Regions from separate parts of the Homo sapiens genome. Here region 1 is linked to region 2. A link is an interaction called in ENCODE POLR2A ChIA-PET data of the cell type or tissue named here. Cell type or tissue: CD4-positive, alpha-beta T cell. All regions are shown on one strand. Each heading gives the region's core, and the rest is flanking DNA. Links, peaks and the distances in the headings are about the cores only. Region 1 overlaps LOC124902212 (a long non-coding RNA gene). Region 2 overlaps FGD3 (FYVE, RhoGEF and PH domain containing 3).

Region 1 (5,370 bases), core at 313-5,312, 190 kb after region 2:
AAGAAAGGGTCATGGTGAATCAGGGGTCAGCCATCTCATTGTCTGGTTGCGGTGATTTATTCAAAAAAATAAAAAGAAGGTGGGGGCAGTGGCTCACACCTGTAATCCCAGCACTTTGGGAGGCCGAGGCAGGTGGATCACTTGAGGTCAGGAGTTCGAGACCAGCCTGGAGAACACGGTGAAACCCCATCTCTACTAAAAAAATTAAAATAGGTCAGGGTGTGGTGGCTCATGCCTGTAATCTCAGCACTTTAGGAAGCCAAGGCGGGCAGATTACCTGAGGTCAGGAATTTGAGACCAGCCTGACCAACATGGTAAAACCCATCTCTACTAAAAATACAAAATTAGCCGGGCGTGTTGGTGCATGTCTGTAATCCCAGCTACTCAGGAGGCTGGGGTAGGAGAATCGCTTGAACCTGGAGGTTGAGGTTGCAGTGAGCTGAGATTGTGCCATTGCACTCCAGCCTGGGCAACGAGAGTGAAACTCCATCTCAAAAAAAAAAAAAAAAAAAAAAATTAGCTGGGCGTGGTGGCGGGCGCTGGTAGTCCCAGCTACTTGGGAGGCTGAGGCAGTAAAATTGTTTGAACCTGGGAGGCAGAGGTTGCAGTGGGCCAAGAACTCACCATTGCACTCCAGCCTGGATGACAGAGGAAGACTCCATCTCAAGAAAAAAAAATATATATGTATAGAAAAGAAAAGAAAGACTGTCTATGGGACTATTGGTTGGATTTCAACAGCAGTCACTGCTGAGCACACTGTAGCCCAGGTGGGGTGTGCATGATCTCATTATGGTGTTGTTGTGTCCTTTCTACAGACGGGGAAACTGGGGCTCTGAGAGCTGAGATTCAAACCCAGATTGCCTGAGTCCACACTGCACCCTCTGCCTACTGTGGCTGGGTGCCAGGAGCTACCTCGCAGCCAAGCCAAAGCCCTTTCCTGTCCTGCCTAGGGAATCTCAGCCCACCTCAGGCCCAAGGCTACCCGTAGCTTCCTTGGGGGAGACCTCTGTGAATGTCACAAGAGCCTGCAGTGGGGTGGGGGCTTCAGGCTCAGGCTGTGGAAGCCTCCTGTCCCCACTCCCTCCCTGTCCTGTGGCAGGGAGGGGACAGGGGTCAGCCTGCGACTTCTGAGCATGAGCTCACACCAGTAGAACACCATCACTCCCGGCCTAGAGGGAGTTGTCTGGTCCTGTTTCTGGTTGGGCCTGCGGTTTTCAAACTTGGACATGCATCAGAACTCTGTGAGAACACAGCTCACTGGGACCAGCCCAGAGGGGCTGATGCTGCTGGCCCAGGAACCCTACTCCAAGCCACCGGGCACAGCTGTCCCTGCAAGTTCTGAGGCAGGGATGTGGGCCAAGCTGAGGATTGACGCAGGGGCACAGGTAGGGGAGAGCCTGCTTCTGAGAAGCTGCCCCCTGTAAGTCTGGGGCCCAGTGCCTCCCACAAGCCCTCCCACTGTCCCTCAGCATGAGGCAGGTGTCCCTCCACTGTGGAAAAGTCAGGAGTCATCAGTGTGGCATGTTGGAAACAAACATACTATAAACATACCATTTTTAGTTATTTTCCTTGCATAAATCCGTGAAGGGACGAGGCCTAAAGAGGACTCCGTCCCAAGCCCGAGAGAGTCAGCCCACATGTTTTCATGCTGGTTGGGATCATTGTGTTCAGGCTGGGGATGTCCTCACTGGGTCAAGTAGAGGGTTGGTGAGCACATTCAGGCCAGCAGGTAAGCGAGTGTCGCCTTCATTTTGGTCAAGGATATGTCATCAGGGGCCAGGTGTGGTGGCTCACACCTGTAATCCCAGCACTTTGGGAGGCCAAGGCAGGCGGATCACTTGAGGTCAGGAGTTCGAGACCAGCCTGGCCAACATGACAACACCCCATGTCTACTGAAAATACAAAAATTAGCTAGCGTGGTGGTGCATGCCTGTAATCCCAGCTACTCGGGAGGCTGAGGCACGAGAATTGCCTGAACCAGGGGTTGGAGGTTGCAGCGGGTGGAAATTTTGCCACTGCACTCCAGCCTGGGTGACAGAGTGAGACCCTGTCTCAAAGAAAAAAAAAAAAAGATACATCATCTGGGACAATAACCTTGAAAAGCAGGGGTCCCAGACGACCTTATTTGCAGAGAATGCGACTGCAGACGGCAAGCAGGGGGGCATGCCCTTCGCTCTCTGTCCTCTGCTCTTTGCCCCGGCCACTGTCGGCCTCATCTGAAGGCCACCTGTGCCTCACGGTCTGAAAACGCTGGTTTCCACAGCTGCTTCTCCTTCCAAATTTCCCTGGAGTCTTGCTTTGGTGGCGAACCTCTGGTTCTATTCCTTCCTTTTAACTGAAGCCTATAGGAAAAATTTGGAAGTTGAAATATGCCAGTCCAAGGAAGGTGGACGTGGAGTTCTGAGGGTGGGGGTGCTGCCAGGGAAGTGGCACTGTGCAGGGGACCGCCCCTGGGACCCCCTGGTTCCTGTCAAGAGCAGGTAGGGGCTGGGCGCGGTGGCTCACGCCTATAATCCCAGCACTTTGGGAGGTCAAGGAGAGTGGATCACCTAAGGTCAGGAGTTCAAGACCAGCTGACCAACATGGTGAAACCCCGTCTCTACTAAAAATACAAAAATTAGCTGGGCGTGGTGGCAGGCGCCTATAATCCCAGGTATTCAGGAGGCTGAGGCAGGAGAATAGCTTGAACCCAGGAGGCAGAGGTTGCAGTGAGCTGAGATCGCACCACTGCACTCCAGCCTGGGCGACAGAGCGAGACTCTGTCTACACACACACACACACACACACAGACACACACACACACACAGATCAGGTAGGATGTGAGGTGTGTCCTCATGGCCGGACATGGGGTGGGTGGGGCCAAACAACCACAGGGACTCGTCCTGTGGCCACTGCTGCTCAGGAAGTGGATCCCAAGGAGCAGAGTCGCCAGACCCCTCAGTTCCCAGCTCCACATTTAAGGCAGGTCTGGCCATGAGCCAGGCCTCTGCATGTGACCTGGGGCCTCACTGTGGCATGGCTGCCTGTCCCACCTGTGGATGTTGCCTGTGCTGTGTAGAAGCCACATAGCCTCCGGGGCGGCTCCCCAGAATGCCACATTTCCTGTCTCTGGCTCTGATGGCGTCTAGGCTGGCAGGGGTCCCGGCCCCAGCAGTACTGTTGCCGGGCAGAGCTCAGGGCCACGTGCAGTTGGGTCTGGCTGAGAGCATCTCATGGGTTTATGAGAACCCTTCCAGCACAAAGGGGCATTTATCAGGCAGGGATGGCATGTCTTGGTCTGAACACAGGAAACACAGAAATAGCCTTTCACAGAGTGCCAGCAGGGCTGGGCTCGCCTGCTGTGGAGGGTGTCGGCTTTCCAACTCCTTCTCCAAGCTGTGCGACCCGTCCATGTTCCCCTGTGAGTTGTTCTGTCCCAGACAGGGCATTCCCTGAGAACGCTCCTGCTGCAACTGGAGGGAGAGAGGCAGGGAGGGGAAAGGGGAAGACTTGCAGGGAGAAGGAAGAAGGGAGACAGATGGAGACAGACAGAAGGAGGGATGGAAGAAATGAGAGAGAGAGAGGGAGGGAGATGGAAACATAGATTGTCTCCACTGTGACACCCTGCCTCCATGGTTCTCCATGATGGGAATGGAATTCATGTCTCACCTGGCAGCAAGGGTCTCCACAATATGACTTCACCTTCTTTCTCTTAGTAAGGCGAGAGCAGACAGGCAGACACTCCAGGAAGTAACTGATGTGTCCCTGAAAATGCCTGTCTTTCCCAGCTTGTACAACTTTGCTTGTGTTATTTCTTCTGCCTATAATGACTCTCAAAATATCCAGATTGCAAAAGAATTAAGCCCCTTTTGATACCTATAAATAATTTCTATCATTGTAATATACTAAAAACCAATGATAGTAAGGTTTTGGAGAGGTAAAAAGCAGTCTCGTTGCCAGTACAGAGATTGAAGATTCAAAGGCTTCACTAATTAGGATGTGTTTTTCTCTCACATGAAAAAAGCCTGGATATAGGCAATCTAAGGCCAGCATGGTACCCCCGTAATTTTTTTTTTTTTGAGATGGAGTTTCACTCAGGCTGGAGTGCAATGGTGCAATCTCAGCTCACTGCAACCTCTGCCCCCGGGTTCAAGTGATTCTCCTTTCTCAGCCTCCCAGGTAGTTGGGATTACAGGTGCCTGCTGCCCCACCCAGCTATTTTTTTTTTTTTTGTATTTTTAGTAAAGACAGGTTTCCATCATGTTGGCCAGGTTGGTCTCGACCTCCTGACCTCAAGTGATCCAGCCACCTTGGCCTCCCATAGTGCTGGGATTACAGGCCTGAGCCACCGTGCCTGGCCTGTTTCTTTTTTTTTTTTTTTTTTTGAGACGGAGTCTCACTCTGTCGCCCAGTCTGGAGTGCAGTGGTGTGATCTTGGCTCACTGTAAGCTCCGCCTTCCGGGTTCACACCATTCTCCTGCCTCAGCCTCCTGAGTAGCTGGGACTACAGGTGCCCGCCACCACACCCAGCTAATTTTTTGTATTTTTTAGTAGAGAACGGGGTTTCACCGTATTAGCCAGAATGGTCTCGATCCCCTGACCTCATGATCCACCCGCCTCGACCTCCCAAAGTGCTGGGATTACAGGCGTGAGCCACCATGCCCAGCCGTGTGGCCTGTTTCTTTTGTTTCTGTTTTTGTGTTTTGAGACAGAGTCTTGCTCTGTCTCCCAGGCTGGAGTGCAGTGGGGCAATCTCGGCTCACTGCAACCTCTGCCTCCTGGGTTCAAGCAATTCTCTTGCTTCAGCCTCCTGAGTAGCTGGGATTACAGGTGCCCACTACCATGCCTGGCTAATTTTTGTATTTTTAGTAGACGGGGTTTCACCCTGTGGGTGAGGCTGGTCTCGAACTCCTGACCTCAAGTGATTTGCCCTCCTTGGCCACCCAAAGTGCTGGGATTACAGGCGTGAGCCACCATGCTTGGCCCCCATAATGTTACTGGGGATCTTTCTTTTCTGCTTTGCAAAGTGTATAAATTCCATCCTCAAAGTAGCCTCATGGTCCATGAGGGCTGCTGGCTAGCCAACCATCACAGCAGGAAGCAGATGTTGGGAGCACAGCAGGGCTCATTTCCAGTTGTCCCCTCTTATGGAGCTTTCCAGATGACCCACTCAATTAATTCTTCTTACATTTCATTGCTACCACTATTTACAAGGTAGGCTAGGTACAGTGTCCCTCAGAATAAAATCAGAGCTCATTTCCTGCGGAACACAGCTGGGTTATCTGCATTGTCTGCCTCAGGCCAGCACCTGTAAATACAGCTGGTGGAGAGGGGCAGTGGCTGATTCTTCTGGGTGGCAAATTTTAAAATATATGCCAAGAGTGATTCAAA
Region 2 (5,370 bases), core at 157-5,156:
GCAACATTGTGAAATCCTTGTCTGCAAAAAATACACAAATAAGCCAGGTGTGGTGGCATGCGCCTGTAGTCCCAGCTACTCGGGAGACTGAGGTGGGAGGATTGCTTGAACCCAGAGGTTGAGGCTGCAGTGAGCTGTGATTGTGCCACTGCACTCTAGCCTGGGTGACAGAGCGAGACCCTGTCTCAAAAAAATTAATTAATTAATGAAAGTTGTGTAGATTTTGCCAGATGTAGGGTTGTGTCTGAGCACACTCATGTTCTTGGTCCTTGAAACACTGGTGCCTGAAGGATTCATGTAGCTGCGGAGGTGGTAAACTGAATGAATAAAACTGCTGGTCTTTGACCATGCAAAATAGGTGTAAAGTAGGCTTGGGGGGATCTCAGTCAGAAGACCCTGACTTTACGGCTGCAGAGAGGATGCCTCTGTCCCCCAGCTCCAGGGCAGACAAAATCTGAGGGTCTAAGATCTTCAGTGGCAAAAGGGGCATCTGGTTTTTTGACCCTCTCCCTGATCTTGCTTTTAAACAAGTTCCAAAATATTTTGTCTGCAAAACAAACTATGCTGCATAAGGAATAATTCGTGGCCCTAATTCATCCATTAGAGACCACACTTGACTCCCCAAGGGCTTCTTAATATCCCTGGTTTCCAACTCATGTGAGTCAATGCAGGGGGTGACCAGAGCACATCTCTGTTTATTTTCAAGTATGCAAAGGATATATACACATATCATTGTTGAAAGTCAATTTTTTTTTTTTTTTTTTTTGGAGATAGAGTCTTGCTCTGTCGCCCGGGCTGGAGTGCAGTGGCACGATCTCGGCTCACTGCAAGCTCCGCTTCCTGGCTTCACCCCATTCTCCTGCCTCAACCTCCCAAGTAGCTGGGACTACAGGCACCCGCCACCACGCCCGGCTAATTTTTTGTATTTTTTAGTAGAGACGGGGTTTCACCGTGTTAGCCAGGATGGTCTTGATCTCCTGACCTCGTGATCCGCCTGCCTCGCCCTTCCAAAGTGCTGGGATTACAGGTGTGAGCCACCGCGCCCGGCCCGAAAATCAAACTGTTTTAAAGCTGAAGGCCCCCCCATCCCATCCTCTACCCTCCAATCCTAAGGCCCTCCTTAACATTATGAAGGTTGAGCAAGTGTGGCTCAAATCTCTCCCTCCTTCCCCCTCTTTCTCCTTCTCTTCCTTCCTCACTCCCTCCCTTCTTTCTCTCTTTCCTTCTTTCTCTCCTTCCTTCCTTTTCTCTTTCCTTCCCTTTTTTCCTCCTTCCTTCATTCTTTCCCTTTTTTCTTCTTTAGAATAGTGCTGCTGTGATCACCCTTAGGTGCCTCCAGTTCTAAGCTTTCTGATTACTTCTTCCCCCGAGGTCCTCCAGCTCAGCATCTGCCCTTAAAGGAAACCTAAATAAACATGTGTTGTTGCATTCTGAATAGCCTCTGGTTGATCAGGAGCTTAGACTAAGGATTGAATAGTAAACGGTGGATCCAAGTGATTGTGAGAATACCACTTGGCAGAATGTGATGTCTGGATTGGACATGGAGTGCATAGGAAAGGACCCGCACCTCCCTGGGCATATGAGTGTTTCTGGTTGACGCTGTGCAGCTGCCGCATAACAATGCTGGAATTATCCTTTATTCAGGGCCTGATTGAGTGGGGGCGTGGCCACCCCTTTATTGCCTTATTTTTTAATGTATATCATTCTCTATTTACACATTGATAATTTTTTCCTACAGGGTAAAAAAAAAATGCACCAGATGCAGCACTTTTGTGTAAGTATAGACACATCAGGGCTCTTTGTTAAGGATAAGAAACAATCGCTTCCACTTCAGGCTCTAATGTTATCATAGCCAACTGCCAGAGCCGCTCTGTAATTACGTCTCCTGAGTGGAAAGCTCTCAAAATGCCACTTGGTCTAAGAGTTTGAAGCTGGGCTTGCCTCTCCACTTTGGCCAAGATGACTAAAGCATCACATATTTTTAAAGCAACTTTTAAGAAATGAGGTATAGTGAGTGATGACTAGCCAGCTTCTCGCTGCTCACACTGTAGCATTTTACACACATTTTCCCAGGGAGCCCCCAGGAACTTGGTGTCCAGGGATATTTTCCCCATGTTGGGGTGAAGGGGCTCACACAATGTCACCTGCACACGGGCCTCACAGTTCCAGATCTGGGCTTGTCCACTCTCCCAGCTGCCTGCCTGGGAGGAAGGCAGGTAAAGTTAAGGGCAGTGCCAAGGTTTAGGAAATATTGTCTGCCTTTGGACCAAATGTAATTTCAATTTAAAGTAACCTAGAAAATGTTTTGCAAAAAATGTGTTTTCAGAAAGCAGAATTACACTCAGTATCCCTTCTTTTTTTGGTTTCTCAACCACATCTTTCATTAGAGAGATTTAGGACAGCTAAGTAGAAATTAAATTTTCCATATGTAAACAGACATGGAGACAGCTGGCTTTCACTGGGCAATAGTTCCCGGCTGGGAATCTCCAATGAACAACTTCGATTCTTGTATTTTTAAACAGGTTGGCTTTCCTCCCAAATGCAAATATAATGTTCTACGTAGAAATTTATATGTTACTGAGAAGCATCAAGAAGCAAATGAAAATTCCCGGAAGCTCACCACCCAGAGACGGTCACTCTCAGGGTTTCACACAGCCTCTCTGCCAGGAGCTTTCATTTCCTTGGGTCTTGTCTATTGTTAGGTCACATGTTGAGTAGGATTTGTCTTGGAGCCTGAACGCTGACAAAGGTGCACCACCCTTGGACCCCATCCAAAGCCACACAGGAATGACTACTCTGGTCCCACCCACTTCCTGCCCTAGCTAGTGTGGTATTTTTGTGGCTTTCCCCTGTCTTGTCAGAAGAATGAGAGTAACTCAACATGGGCACTTTGTCCAATCCTTGGGTCTCAAGGGTTCTGGGAAGGATCCAAGAGCTGTGGTTCTCGGTTCCCAAAAGCAGGCAGGTGATTGGAGAAGCAGCCGGGCTCTGAGTCCTGTGCCCGTGTGGCCCAAGTGACTGGCTGTGACCCTAATAAGTGAGCAGAAGGGCAGGGGCCGGGGTCACCTTGCACAGGAAGTGGCAGCCATGAGGGTCTCTGCAGGCCAGAGCTGCTCCTTCCTCAGGGGCCATCTCCCAAGGATTCTTGTGTCCTAGGAGCCGCTCAGCAAATGGTTGTTGACTGACTGAGTGACCGCACTTTGGCCTCTCTGAACCTCAGTGTCCTGGTCATTGAATGGGACTCTTACTTCCAAGCTCTTTACTCCCCTGAGCCCTGGCCTCCTGGTTCCCCTTTGTCCTGCACCTTGGGCTGTGTCCTAGAGACCAGCCACCTCAGCTGCATCTTGCTAGGCTCTGAGTATCGTGGCCTTGACATTTCCTCCACCTCTCTGAACCACAGCTTTGTCTTCTGGAAAAGGAGAAATTAGAGGATGCTTGGAGCATCGTTGCCTGCATTCATGGAACTCACGGTCTGCCTGGAGAGTGATGGCGATATGGTGTCTATGTGTCCGAGAGCCAGCTGCACCCAGAGGGAAGCTCTAAAGCTGGTGTGGTCAGGTGGCCAAGGAGCAGAGGGAACAGACGTGAGAGGCAAGGCCCGTGAGGGTAGGGAGAGGTGCTCCCAATCATTGTAGAGGCCAGGAATGAGGCTGGGAGGCTGCAAGGGCCAGGTTCCAGCCGGGCCAACTCTGAGATGACGCTGAGGATTCCAGCTTTACTGTGAGTCACTTGTAGGCTCACTGCTTCTCTTAAGAGGCAAGGGATGGCCAGGCACGGTGGCTCACACCTGTAATCCCAGCACTTTGGGAGGCTGAGGTGGGCGGATCACCTGAGGTCAGGAGTTCGAGACCAGCCTGACCAACATGGAGAAACCCCATCTCTACTAAAAAAATACAAAATTAGCCAGGCATGGTGGTGCATGCCTGTAATCCCAGCTACCCGGGAGGCTGAGGCAGCCTGGGCAAAGAGAGCAAAACTCCCTCTCAAAAATAAAAATAAAAATAAATAGAGCCAAGGGATGCCACTAGCTAGTTGTTTAATTAAACTTTTTATTTTGAAATGACTGTATAGACACATAAGAGATAATGCAGAGATACTGTGGGCCTTTACCCGGGATTTCCCAGTGGTAACAGCTTGCAAAACGATATAGGACCATATCATAGCTCGGACCTTGACACTGGTACAGTCAAGACACAGAGCAGCACCAGCACAGGGAGCCTCCTGTGGCCCTTTGATGTCCACCTGCTCCCTGCCTGCCCCTGACAGCAGCCAATCTGTTCTCTGTTTCTACAATTTTGTCATTTTGAGAATGTTATATAAACGGAGTCATATAGCATGTAATCTTTTGAAATTATCTTTCTTCCACCAGCATAATCCCTTGGGATTCCTCTAAGGGAATTCATGCAGGGGAATCATCACACATCTAGGCTGCTGTGTGTGTCAATAGTGTTTCCTTGTTATTGCTGAGTGCTGTTGTGTGGCATGGATGTACCACAGTTAATGTGTAAATGACAACATAGTTTTCATTTCCATGTCTGCATGTTCATTGCCAGTATATACAAATTAAAGTGATTTTTGTGACTTGATTTTGTATCCCTGACCTTGCTAAATTCACATACTAGTTCTGGGAGTTTTGTTTGTTTGTTTGTTTGTTTGTTTTCGCTTCTTGGCATTTTCTTTGTAGACAGTCATGTCATTTGCAAACATGGACAATTTTATTTCTTCCTTTCTGCTCAGCATGCATTTTCGTTTCTGTTCTTGTTTTATTGCACTGGCTAGAACCTTCTCCACTGTGTTGAATAAGAGTGGTGACAGCAGGCATCCTTGCCTTGTTCTCACTTTGGGGGACTATTATGGGCCTGACTATGTCCCTGCAAAATACATGTTGAAGCCCTAATCCCCAGTACCTCCGAATGTAACTGTGTTGGAGACAGGGCCTTTAAAGAGGTAACAAAGTTAAAATGAGGTGCTGAGAGTGGGTGCTGATCTGTCATGACTGGTGTCCAAAAAGAAGAGCTGAGGACTCACAGAGGGACAACCACGTGAGGACACAAGGATATGATGGCTGCCTACAAGCCAGGGAGAGAGGCCTCAGGAGAAACCAACCCTGCCAACACCTTGATCTCAGAGTTCCAGCCTCCTGGAATGTGAGAAAGTAAATTTTTGACTTTTCAGCCACCTAGCCAGTGGGACTTTGTTATAATAACCAGGATAAACTAAGACACTGCCTTCCAGAGTACCACAGGGCACCTCTGTTCTGACTTCAGAAACTAGTTCTGCCTGTCTTTGAACTTCATCTAACAGTCTTTTGTGTCTGGCTTTGAGATCCATCCATATAATTGCTTTCTTTCTTTTTTTTTTTTTTTTTGA

Evidence for each region. Peaks named below come from ENCODE experiments on the same cell type or tissue, not always from the same donor. Only the 100,000 strongest peaks of a DNase experiment are listed, where the experiment ranks them.
Region 1: POLR2A ChIA-PET joins it to region 2 with 6 read pairs; 6 of 35 experiments call an interaction of 5 or more read pairs at or near these places.

Annotation. Positions count from the first base shown.
Region 1 is chr9:93,141,095-93,146,464 of GRCh38, forward strand. The region is part of intron 1 of LOC124902212 (a long non-coding RNA gene); the gene reads left to right. Among named protein-coding and RNA genes, the nearest start is that of NINJ1, 9.5 kb to the left of the region's middle. RefSeq lists enhancers at 1,858-2,730, 2,731-3,603, 3,191-3,330 and a silencer at 5,353-5,370. In CD4-positive, alpha-beta T cell, for the core only: no CTCF peak of the experiment used is centred there; a DNase peak (open chromatin) is centred at 3,077; H3K27ac peaks cover 2,707 bases.
Region 2 is chr9:92,951,488-92,956,857 of GRCh38, forward strand. All of the region lies in intron 1 of FGD3 (FYVE, RhoGEF and PH domain containing 3), which reads left to right. Among named protein-coding and RNA genes, the nearest start is that of FGD3, 6.6 kb to the left of the region's middle. RefSeq lists an enhancer at 2,593-2,692. In CD4-positive, alpha-beta T cell, for the core only: no CTCF peak of the experiment used is centred there; a DNase peak (open chromatin) is centred at 2,794; H3K4me3 peaks cover 1,739 bases; H3K27ac peaks cover 4,155 bases.